2 separate regions of the Homo sapiens genome follow, and region 2 is linked to region 1. Evidence: chromatin contacts called from ENCODE Hi-C or POLR2A ChIA-PET data. All regions are on one chromosome and are shown on one strand. Each heading gives the region's core, a stretch centred on a gene start or an enhancer-like site at or near the end of the contact. The rest is flanking DNA. Distances are from core to core; before and after follow the strand shown. Region 1 overlaps PELP1 (proline, glutamate and leucine rich protein 1). Region 2 overlaps MINK1 (misshapen like kinase 1).

Evidence for each region. Hi-C counts contacts between places; a loop is a spot of excess contacts on that map. ChIA-PET counts read pairs that join two places held with the same protein, here RNA polymerase II (POLR2A). Pooled maps may share reads with other maps.
Region 2: a loop to region 1 is called in a pooled map, with 2.1 times the contacts of the local background. The contact joins two enhancer-like sites. A Hi-C loop is called at or near these places in 1 of 50 pooled maps. POLR2A ChIA-PET finds 5 or more read pairs at or near these places in 10 of 52 experiments (BJ, H1, HepG2 and 6 more).

Annotation. Positions count from the first base shown.
Region 1 is chr17:4,693,580-4,699,240 of GRCh38, reverse strand. All of the region lies in intron 1 of PELP1 (proline, glutamate and leucine rich protein 1), which reads left to right. Among named protein-coding and RNA genes, the nearest start is that of PELP1, 7.7 kb to the left of the region's middle. RefSeq lists enhancers at 719-888, 1,797-1,966, 2,596-2,665, 3,859-4,028. Within about 2 kb of position 2,705, at least 4 of the 41 ENCODE cell types and tissues checked have a DNase peak (open chromatin) inside an H3K27ac peak, as active enhancers do.
Region 2 is chr17:4,849,200-4,854,860 of GRCh38, reverse strand. The region is part of intron 1 of MINK1 (misshapen like kinase 1); the gene reads right to left. Among named protein-coding and RNA genes, the nearest start is that of MINK1, 19 kb to the right of the region's middle. RefSeq lists enhancers at 64-1,015, 4,482-5,195, 5,196-5,661. Within about 2 kb of position 2,185, at least 5 of the 41 ENCODE cell types and tissues checked have a DNase peak (open chromatin) inside an H3K27ac peak, as active enhancers do.

The DNA.
Region 1 (5,661 bases), core at 1,456-3,955:
TGCCCGGCTATTTTTTTGTATTTTTAGTGGAGACGGGGTTTCACCGTGTTAGCCAGGACGGTCTCAATCTCCTGACCTCGTGATCCGCCCGCCTCGGCACTCGAAGTGCTGGGATTACAGGCCTGAGCCACCGCACCTGGCTGGATTCTTCAGTTTTTAAATGCATATTTATGTTATTCTGATAATGACAGATCTCCTAAACTATCATTCTGAGAATAACATAAATGCACATTTGAAAACTGGAGAATTCTGGGTGAAGAGGATACAGGAATTCTTTCAGATATTTTTTCTGGGTCCATTTAGGAGTAAGTTGCAGATATGTCCTTTTACTTTGACATATTTTAGTGTGTATTTCCTTAAAAACAAGGACATTCTCTTACATAATCATACTCTATCATCATGATCAGAGAATTAATATTGGTACAATAAATTATTTAACCTACAGATCTTTTTTAAGTTTTGCCATCAGTTCTCCTAAAGGCATCCATTATAACAACAACAACAACAACAACATTTCTAGTCCAGGATTTAATGCAGGATCACATGTTGCATTTAGTTGTTTTTTTTGTTGTTGTTTGTTTTGCCTTGTTTTTTTTTTTTTGAGACAATCTCAGTCTGTTGCCTAGGCTGGAGTGCCGTGGCATGATCTTGGCTCACTGGAACCTCCGCCCCCTGGGTTTAAGCGATTCTCCTGCCTCAGCCTCCCAAGTAGCTGGGATTACAAGCGCCTGCTACCATGCCTGGCTAATTTTTTTTCTTTTTTTTTTTTTAGTAGCGATGGGGTTTCGCCATGTTGGCCAGGCTGGTCTCGAACTCCTGACCTCAGATCATCCACCCGCGTTGTCCTCCCGAAGTGCTGGCGTGAGCCACCGCGCCCAGCTTGCTTTTAGTTATAATGTCTCTTTAGTATTCTTTAATCTGAAATAGTTCTTCAGCCTTTGTCTTATGATCTTGATATTTTTAAAGAGTACAGAATAGTTATTTCGTAGGATGCCCCTCAGGTTAGGATCTAATCATGAGGAAACAGCAGACAAATTAAACTGGAGATTTGTGCGTTTTCAGCAAGAATACTGCAGAAGTCGTCCAGGTGCAGTGGCTCATGCCTGTTATCCCAGCATGAGATTCAGAGGCTTAGTGGGAGGCCGAAGTGGGAGGATCACTGAGTGCAGGAGTTCAAGACTAGCTTGGGCAACATGGCAAGACCCTATCTCTACAAAAAAAAAAAAAAAAAACCTTGCAGAAATGATGTGTCATTCTTGGTGCATCACATCAGGAGCACGTATTCTAGGTTAAGCAGGTCTCTGCCAGATTTCTTCACTGTTATAAAGGTATGATTTTTTTTTTTTCCATTTGTAGTTAAGTGTCTTGGGGGGAGATAATGTGAATGTCTTAGGTCTTGTCAACCTTTCACCCACTCATTTTAACATCTATTAAAGGTTCTTCCCTGAATGAATTATTACTATGATGGTTGTTCCGTTGAACTCATTACATTCAGGCTTTTAGCCTAAATGCTGCCGAAACAACCCTTTGCTGGGTGAAATGGTAACTCTTGAAGATCACTGGTGTCCATCAAGACATTAAGTTCAAAGGTCAATTTGGGTCATCATATTTGACTTATCGCTACCATTTGATACAGTTAATTATACTTTCCTATTTAAAAAACTGTCTTCACTTGACTTCTGGGATATCTCTCCCCTGTCTTTTTGTTTTTGTTTGTTTGTTTCATTGAGACAGGGTCTCGCTGTGTTGCCCAGGCTGGAGTGCAGTGGCGCGATCATAGCTTACTGCATCCTTGATCTTCCAGGCTGAGGCAGTCCGCCCTGCTCAGCCTTCTGGGTAGCTGGGACCACAGGTGTGTGCCCCCACACCCAGCTAATCTGTTTGATTTTTAGTAGAAACAAGGTCTCGCTATGTTGCTGAGGCTGGTCTTGAACTCTTGAGCTCAAGCAGTCTTCCCACTTTAGCCTCCTAAAGTACTGGGATTATAGGCGTTAGTCACCCTCCCAGCCCCTCTCCTCTCCTCTCGATTCTCCTGTTATCACACTGGTTACTCCTTTCCAGTAAAGACTGATCCCTCCTCACCTCTGTGACCTCTGAAGGTTTGAGTGCCTACAACCCAGGCCTTGCACTGTTTCTCTTCTCTTTACTCTTATTCCCTTGGTGAACTGATCCAGTCTCAAGGCCCACACCTCTTGAGTTTACATCTCCAGCCAGAAGTTCTCTTCACACTTGTCTAGCCGGTGCCTATTTGGCATCTCCGTTTTCATGTTAAATACACATCACAGATTGAACAGATCTGAAACTGAGCTCCCTATTGTCACCCCAAAACCTGCTCCTCCTGCATTAGTTCCCTTCTCGGTGAATGGCAGCTTCATCTTTCTAGTTGTTCAGCAAAAAACCTTGGCATTATCTTGGACCCTTCTTTTTATTTTCCACCCATATCCAGTTTGACGGCACATCCCGTTGGCTCTACCTTCACAGTACTTCCTGATTTTGACTGCTTTGTATCGCCACAGTTACCACATTCTTCAAGCTGCATCATCATTTGTCTGGAATATTACAGTAACCTTCTACCTCATCTGTTTGCTTCTGCCTTCTCAACAAGACAACACAAATGCTGTTGATTAAAAACAAAGCAAAACAAAAAGCAAACCAGAAGTCAGATATTGTCACTCCTGTGCGCAATTTCTCTCTCCCCCTCGTGGCTTTTATCTTACTCAGGGTGAAAGTCGGTAATCACCTATATGTCTCTGCACAGTCTGGTCCCACTCCCTTAACCTTCATCATTGGTTACTCCTCTCCACCTTGCTCACTTTTCTCCATCAACAATTTGTCTCCTTGTTGTTCTTTGGAAATAACGAAGTATGCTCTCATCTCATAGTCTTCGCTCTTTTTATTTTTCTTTTTTGAGACAGGATGTTGCTTTGCTGTTCAGGCTGGAGTGTAGTGGTGGCGATCATGGCTCACTGCAGTCTTGACCTCCCGGGGTCAAGCAGCCCTCCCACCTTAGCCTCCCAAGTAGCTGTGACCACAGGTGCCCTCCACCATGTTCGGCTAATTTTTAAAAATTCTTTGTGGAGAATGGGGGTCTCCCTCGGTTGCACAGGCTGATCTTGACCTCCTGGGCTCAAGCCATCCTCCTGCCTTGGCCTCCCAGTGTTGGGATTACAGTCATGAGCCCCTTGCCCAGCCTGTTTTTTTTTTTTTTCTTTTCCTGGAACACTCTTTTTTTTATGGTTATCAGTATGCCTTTTTATAAAAACAGCTTTACTGCGGGGGTTCATGGTGGTTCACTCCTGTAATCCCAGCACTTTCGGAGGCCAAGGTGGGCGGATCACCTGAGGTCAGGAGTTGGAGACCAGCCTGACCAATATGGTGAAACCACACCACCACGTCTGGCTAATTTTTGTATTTTTAGTAGATTTTTAGATGTTTAGTTTCGCCACGTTGGCAAGGCTGTTCTCAAACTCCTAACCTCAAATGATCTGCCCACCTTGGCCTCCCCAAGTGCTGGGATTACAGGCGTGAATCACTGCCCCCTGCCAGATTTTTTTTTTTTTTTTTTTTTTTTTTAAGAGAGAGGGTCTCACTCTTTTGCCCAGGCTGGAGTATAGTAGTGTGTTCATAGCTCACTGCAGCCTTGAACGCCTGGATTCAAGCGATCCTTCTGCCTCAGCCTCCCGAGTAGCTGGGACTGCAGGTGCATGCCATTGCACCTGGCTAATTTTTAAAAATTTTTGTAGAGATGGTGTCTCTCTGTGTTGCCCAGGCTGGTATGGAACTCCTGGCCTCAAGTGATTCGCCTGCCTTGGTTTCCCAGAATTTTGGGATTATAGGCCACCGTGCCTGGCCAAAACAGCTTTATTGAGAAATAATTCACAAACCATACAATTTAGCCATTTTATTTATTTATTTTTTCCAGACGGAGTCTCACTCTGTTGCCGAGGCTGGAGTGCAGTGGCGTGATCTCGGCTCACTGCGACCTCTGCCTCCCGGGTTCAAGCGATTCTCCTGCCTCAGCCTCCCTAGTAGTTGGGATTACGGGCGCCCGCCACCATGTCCGGCTAATTTTTGTATTTTTCAGTAGAGACGGGTTTTCATCATGTTGGCCAGGCTGGTCTCAAACTCCTGACCTCGTGATCCACCCGCTTCGGCTGCCCAAAGTGCTGGAATTACAGGCATGAGCCACGGTGCCTGGCCTTTTATTTTTTTCGAAATGGAGTCTCACATTGTCACCCAGGCTGGAGTACAGTGGTGCAATCTTGGCAAACTGCAATTTCTGCATCCTGGGTTCAAGCGATTCTCCCGGGTTCAAGCGATTCTCCCGGGTTCAAGCGATTCTCTCAGGTTCAAGCGATTCTCCTTCCTTAGCCTCCCGAGTAGCTGGGATTACAGGCGCCCACCACCACGCCTGGCTAATTTTTGTATTTTTAGTAGAGCCGGGGTTTCACCATGTTGGCCAGGCTGGTCTTGAACTCCTGACCTCATGATCCACCTGCCTCGGCCCCCCAAAGTGCTGGCATTACAGGCGTAAGCCACCGCGCCCGGCCCATTTTATTTTTATTTTATTTTATTTTTTTTGAGGTGGAGTCTCATTCTGTCACCCAGGCTGGAGTGCAGTGTCACGATCTTGGCTCATTGCGACCTCCGCCTCCCGTTCTCAAGCGGTTCTCCTGCCTCAGCCTTTGGAGTAGCTGGGATTACAGGCGCCTGCCACCACGCCTGGCTGATTTTTTTTTTTTTGTATTTTTGGTAGAGATGGCGTTTCACCATGTTGGCCAGGCTGGTCTCAAACCCCTGACCTCAGGTGGTCTGCCCACCTTGGCCTCCCAAAGTACTGGGATTATAGGCATGAGCCACTGCGCCCGGCCACAGTTCACTCACTTAGAGTATACAATTCCGTGGATTTAGTATATTTGCAGAGTTGTGCGGTCATTGCTGTGCTCAGTTTTGGAACATTTTCATCACTCCATAAAGAAATTCTGTACCCACTTACAGTCATTCCCATTGCCCACCAAGCCCTCCCTGGCTGCCTCCAGCTTTAGGCAAACAGTAATCTACTTTTTTTCTTTAGAGATTTGCCTATTCTGGCCATTTGATAGAAATGAATTGTATAATATGTAGCCTTTGGGTTTGGCTTCTTTCACTTAGCAGTCAGTTTTCAAGGTTCATCCATGTGTCAAGACTTTATTACTCTTTTCTGTTTTGCTGTGTTGGGTCTTGTGTTGCCTAGGCTGGATTCAAACTCTCAGGATTAGTCAAGTGATTCTTATGCCTCAGCCTCCCAAGTAGCTGGGACTACAGGCGGGTGCCATTGTGCCCGGCTAAAACTTCATTCCTATTTATGGCCTTTTATGCAATAGTCCCCTCTTATCTGTGCTTTCCCTTTCCATGGTTTTACTTACCTGTGGTCAACCGTGGTCTGAAAATATTAGGTGGAAAATTCCAGAAATAAGTAATTCATAAGTTTTAAATTACGTGCCATTCTGAGCAGCGTGATGGACTCTCGAGGAGTTCTGCTTCATCCTACCTGGGACGTGAATCGGACATGAATCATCCTTTTGTCCAGTGTATCCATGTTGCACATGCTCCCTGCCTGAGGGTCATCTTGTAACCATCTCGGTGATCAGATCCACTGTGGCGGTATTGCAGTGCTCGTGT
Region 2 (5,661 bases), core at 936-3,435, 160 kb before region 1:
AGACTCTCCACTCTGCTAACCCTGCCTCTCACACTGTGGAACTCAACCGGATCTTTTTATTCTGAATCCACAACGTGAAGTACTTGTCCTCTGTCTATCGATGGCTACCTGTGTTTTGAAGTGTTTTTATGGGAATGAAGCACTGGAGGGGAGGAAATCAGGCCAGTTCTAGAAGTAGAAGGAAGGCGAAGAAACCAGGAAAAATATTTATGTGATGGGAGGAAAGGCAGTTTATAAATCACTCATGGATCTCTATGCCAGAGGGATGTGTGAGACACACGCATGCACACACACACTGACTTGCAGGTACATGCAGAGGCAGAAACAAGTCAGGACATGACACATACATGAATACACATACCATTCTCATCAGAAACCAGTCAGAGCAGAGGGGCCCTGCCTGGAGCAAGGAGACTGGAATTTATTCCCCTCCTCCTCTCAAAGGGTAATTTTGCTGCCTCCATGTCTAGGTTCCCCACAGATCTGGCTGCCTCAGACAGGGGCCCTGGTCTGGTGGCTGGACTCAGCCTGGAGGTCTTCACAGATGGAGGCCTATAAGAGGTGGCAGCTGACACCTGGAGGGAGCTGGATGAAAGCAGGCAGTGCAGAGTAGAGAAAGCCAGGTGGTGGGGGAGGGAGTGAGGGAGAAGAGGGGACCAGATTCAAGCAGCCTTGCGCTGGTTCTAAAATGGCCACAGCAAGGCAACGGACAGATGGTCCCTTTCTGATGCTGAGCCGGGGAAGTGGGGAAAGGGAAAAGGAAAAAATAAACACCATCACAGTCAGAAATTTAAAAATAAACTGAAAAACCTAAAAAATAAACCGTTTGCTTCTGAGGTTCCGTCTGCCTCCAGAACCTTCTAAGGGAAAATACAGAACTGCAGGCCTGGAAGGGCAGCCCCAGCCTCGGGTGTGAAGATAGTTGGAGGTCATTCTAGCCATCTCCTATCCCCAGCTGGAGTATCTTGCAAAGTCTTTCAGGCAGCGGAGGTGGTATCTCAGCCTTTACCTCCCCAGCACTTCTTCTCAAGTCTCACTGTAGGTAAGCGAGGCCATGGCTTTTCAAATGTCAGAGCCGTTTGATTCTGTCTCTCTCCCAAGAATCAGTTTCCGTCCGAGATCAGCAGAATCAAGTTCATCCTCTCACAGTTGCTGCCTCTCCTACCACCACCCAACTGCCCAGACTTTACAGTTCACAGGGTGCTTTCACAGTCATGACTGCATCTGCACTTAAACCTGCAGGGAAGCTTGGCAGGAATGACTAGCTCAGAGCACAGATGAGAAAGCCAGGGCTCTAACAAGTGAAATGTTTGTCAAGGTGAAGCAAGCGCTCAAACTTGCATAGCCTTCCGATGGCACACAGCAACAACCACACTCCCCCACCAACCACACTCTTCCCACCAACCACACTCCCCCCACCAACCACACTCCCCCTCAACCACACTCCACCAACCACACTCCCCCAACCACACTCTTCCCACCAACCACACTCCCCCCAACCACACTCTTCCCACCAACCACACTCCCCCACCAACCACACTCTTCCCACCAACCACACTCCCCCACCAACCACTCTACCTACCAACCACATTCCCCCCACCAACCACACTCTTCCCACCAACCACACTCCCTCACCAACCACACTCCCCCCACCAACCACACTCCCCCCACCAACCACACTCCCCCTCAACCACACTCCCCCACCAACCACACTCCCCCACCAACCACACTCCCCCCACCACACTCCCCCAACCACACTTCCCCCACCAACCACACTCCCCCCATCAACCACACTCCCCCCACCAACCACACTCCCCCTCAACCACACTCTCCCCACCAACCACACTCCCCCCACCAACCACACTCCCCCATCAATCACACTCCTCCACCAACCACACTCCCCACCAACCACACTCCCCCTCAACCACACTCCCCCCAACAACCACACTCCCCCACCAACCACACTCCCCCACAAATCACACTCCCCCACCAACCACACTCCCCCACCAACCACACTCCCCCACCAACCACACTCCCCCACAAACCACACTCCCCCACCAAACACACTCCACCCATCAACCACACTCCCCCACAAATCACACCCCCCCCACCCAGTAGATTCTGTCTCCCTCTGTGGGCCAAACAGGTTCTTCCTCAGGCTCACATATGACTGCTGTACAGCTGAATATCCCAGCTATGGTTTACCTGGAGCCTTGCCAATTCTCATGCTGGTGCCTTTTGGTTCTTGCTGGTGTGGGGATGAGGCAGAGGGGCAGGAACACTGCACTAACTAGTGGCTTTCTCTCTGTTCCTTCTCACTCCTGGGTCTCCACATGCTGTTCATCACTCTCCTCCTCTTTACCTGGATGCCTCGTGCCTGTGCCTCCCGACCTCCACTGAGACAATGTCACCTCCAGGAAGTGCCCCTCACAATCCTCTCCTCCCACAATACCCTGTACTGACTCTTTCGTGACACCAATTACATTTTTGTGATTGATTCTCTTATCTGTCTCCTCTGCTAGACTAAGTTCTTGGAGGTCAGGGCTGCCCTCAATACCTGTCTGTGGAATGAATGAATACAGAAATAAAAGAAAAACCTCCCTCCTTCCTTAATGCAGCAGTTATCTAGAAAAACCTCCCTCCTTCCTTAATGCAGCAGTTTCTCACACTAGTTTTGGATTATCTCCATCCTTCCAAAATAATCCTTGAATATTCACTTAAGTGGAATGCATTAGAGCAGCTACTAAAAGTGAATCTCCTTTTTGTCATATGAATCAGCACCTCATAATTTATATGCTTGGTAAATGTTTTACCAGAGAGTGGACTTTCTTAGTTTTTTTTTTTTTTTTTTTTTTTTTTTTGAGACAGAGTCTCACTCTGTTGCCCAGGCTGGAGTGCAGTGGGGTGATCTCAGCTCACCGCATCCTCTGCCTCCCCGATTCAAGTGATTCTCCTGTCCCAGCCTCCCAAGTAGTTGGGATTACAGGCACAAGCCACCACACCCGGCTAATTTTTGTATTTTTAGTAGAGACAGGGTTTACCTTGTTGGTCAGGCTGGTCTTGAACTCCTGACCTCAGGTGATCCACCCACCTTGGCCTCCTAAAGTGCTGGGATTACAGGCGTGAGCCACCACGCACGGCCCGAGAGTGGACTTTCTTAAGGCAGGGAATTCCTACGTGGTTGGCAAAAACCACACGGGAACACTAATAATGGCCCAAAGAGGTCGGGAGACAATGGGGCCAGGAGAGATGAAGGGAAGGCTTCTCGGAGGAGAAAAGAGCTCAGCGCAGTGGAAAGGAGAAGGAAACGGGCAGAGGCTGGGCTGGGTGAGAAGGGCCAAAGAAGTCCCCATCGCAGGGGGGCAGACAGCGAGCAGGAAGGCTCTAAGATGGAAGAGGGTAACTCAGGGGTAGGCTTTCTTAGCTGAGGACAACAGCAAGACAGGAGTGTGGTGAAATGGAATGATGGTGCTTAGTGTTTACTGCACTAAGAATCAGAAGGCCTGGGCACTGGTTCTGACTCTTCTGTATAATTTAGGCAAATCCGCAAATCACTTAACCTCTTGGAGGTTCTTTTCCTTATCTACCCAGGCCCATTTCACAAGAATTCACCGATGTGGAAACATTTTAAAATCCATAAAATGCTACAAATTTGCATAGAGTCATTATGAAGAAACTGGCTCCCACAAAGCAAGGCAAAACTGTGGCAAAAAGTGATTTACCAAAACTGTTGGCGTTACTGGGATTTAGGGTGAAGTGTGGCAGTTCAGGAGAGAAGAAACAAGATAAAAAGTAGAATTGAGAGGAAGGCAGGTGAGACAGAAGGGAGGAAAACCAGATCTGTGGCCTCGGAGGCAGGCTGACAGGGGCAGGGAGGAGGGCCAGTCCCTGGGAAGCAGACACCAGAGAGAGCAAGGAAGGGCACAGCATGGCAGTGGGAGGGGGCAGAAAGGAGATGCCAGGCCCGTTCAGGCTGGCAGATACCAAGCTAACGGAGGAGGACAACACTAGTAATGAGGGGTTGGATAATAATAAGGCTTCTTGCTGCTGGTTTTCAATTGCAGCACAAACAGATCATTATATCTTATTGCCAGCCTCCTTCTGTGGGAGTCAGGTGTCCACAAACCCAAGGAAGAGACTAGAGAAGCTTCATGACCAAGAAAACTTGTGACCTGTACCCATATGATTTCGAATTCCAGAAGACCAATGACAGGCCATGAGAGAAAACTTAGGAAGGAAAGCTCTGAAGGACAAGGGGACAGGAAAAGAGATCCTGGAAGGAGAGGGAGAGGGTGTGAAGCTGAGTCAGCTGTAGGAAGAACAGGTAGAGGGCGGGGGGGGCCAGCAGGAAGGGGAGGAAGGACTGTCTGAATCACACTCTGAGAAAGAACAGGGTTACTCTCCAAAGGGTGGAGACCAGATATTCTCTGGCCCCACCAAGGACCAACCCAGGATAAATTACAGCTGAAGAGACGCAGGTGAGACAGAAGGGGAACTTCCTGACCAGCAGGATGGAGCAAACATGTTCACTCAACTTTTCACCAGGCCTGTCTCTCCTGTTTATCCTAAGAAACCTTCCCAGACACCTTTCATGCCAAATCTATGGCCTGGTGAGCCAGCTCATGCATTCATTCAACAAACACTGAGTGTCAGCTATGTAGAGGCATTGCTAGATACTACAACGTGGCGTTGAACAAAACAGAAATGGTCCCTTCTTCCTTCATGGAGCTTACAGTCTAATCAAGGAAGCAGACATTAAAGACATAATTACACAACACCTGTGAAAGACTCTGATGAAAAAATACAGAGTGCTATCAGAACGATTCAAGGAGGCTGCAGTGAGCCACGCTTGCGCCACTGCACTACAGCCTGGATGACAGAGGGAGACAGTGTCTCAAAAAAAAGAAGAAAAGAAAGATTAAAGGGAGGTCAAGATGGGAAGGGAGCCAGGAAAGGCTCGCTAAGGAAGTGATGTTTAAGCTGAGACCAGCCGGGCGCGGTGGCTCACACCTGTAATCCCAGCGCTTTGGGAGGCCGAGGCGGGCGGACCACCTGAGGCCGGGAGTTCGAGACTAGCCTGACCAACATGGAGAAACCCCACCTCTACTAAACATACAAAAAATTAGCCGGGCATGGTGGCGGGTGCCTGTAATCCCAGCTACTCGGGAGGCTGAGGCAGGAGAATCGCTTAAACCAGGAGATGGAGGTTGCGATGAGCCAAGATCGCACCATTGCACTCCAGCCTGGGCAACAAGAGCAAAACTCCATCTCAAACAAACAAACAAAACACGCTGAGACCACAGGGACAGGCAAGAGTTAGCCAAGGGAGGAGCAGGGGTGGGGAGCACACAAAGGCTCAAGGCAGGAATCTCAAATCTCCAGGCAAGGCAGAGTAAGGAGCCCAGCATCCTGAGCCGCCCAGCCTTCAATCTGTGCCTTTCAATAAAGCTCTTTATACATTTCTGTGCCAATGTCTTGTCTCTCACATCCCAACAAAGCTGTGTGTCCCCAAGGGTGAGGCATAGGTTTTCCCCTCAGGCTGAATGCTTTCTCTGGGTGGGTCCAGAGCTTTTACAGAAAACAGCACGCAGGGCCAGAGTGACTGCCCAGTGATTGCCGGAATTCCTGAGTCAGGACAAACAGGAGTTTCGTGTTCAGATA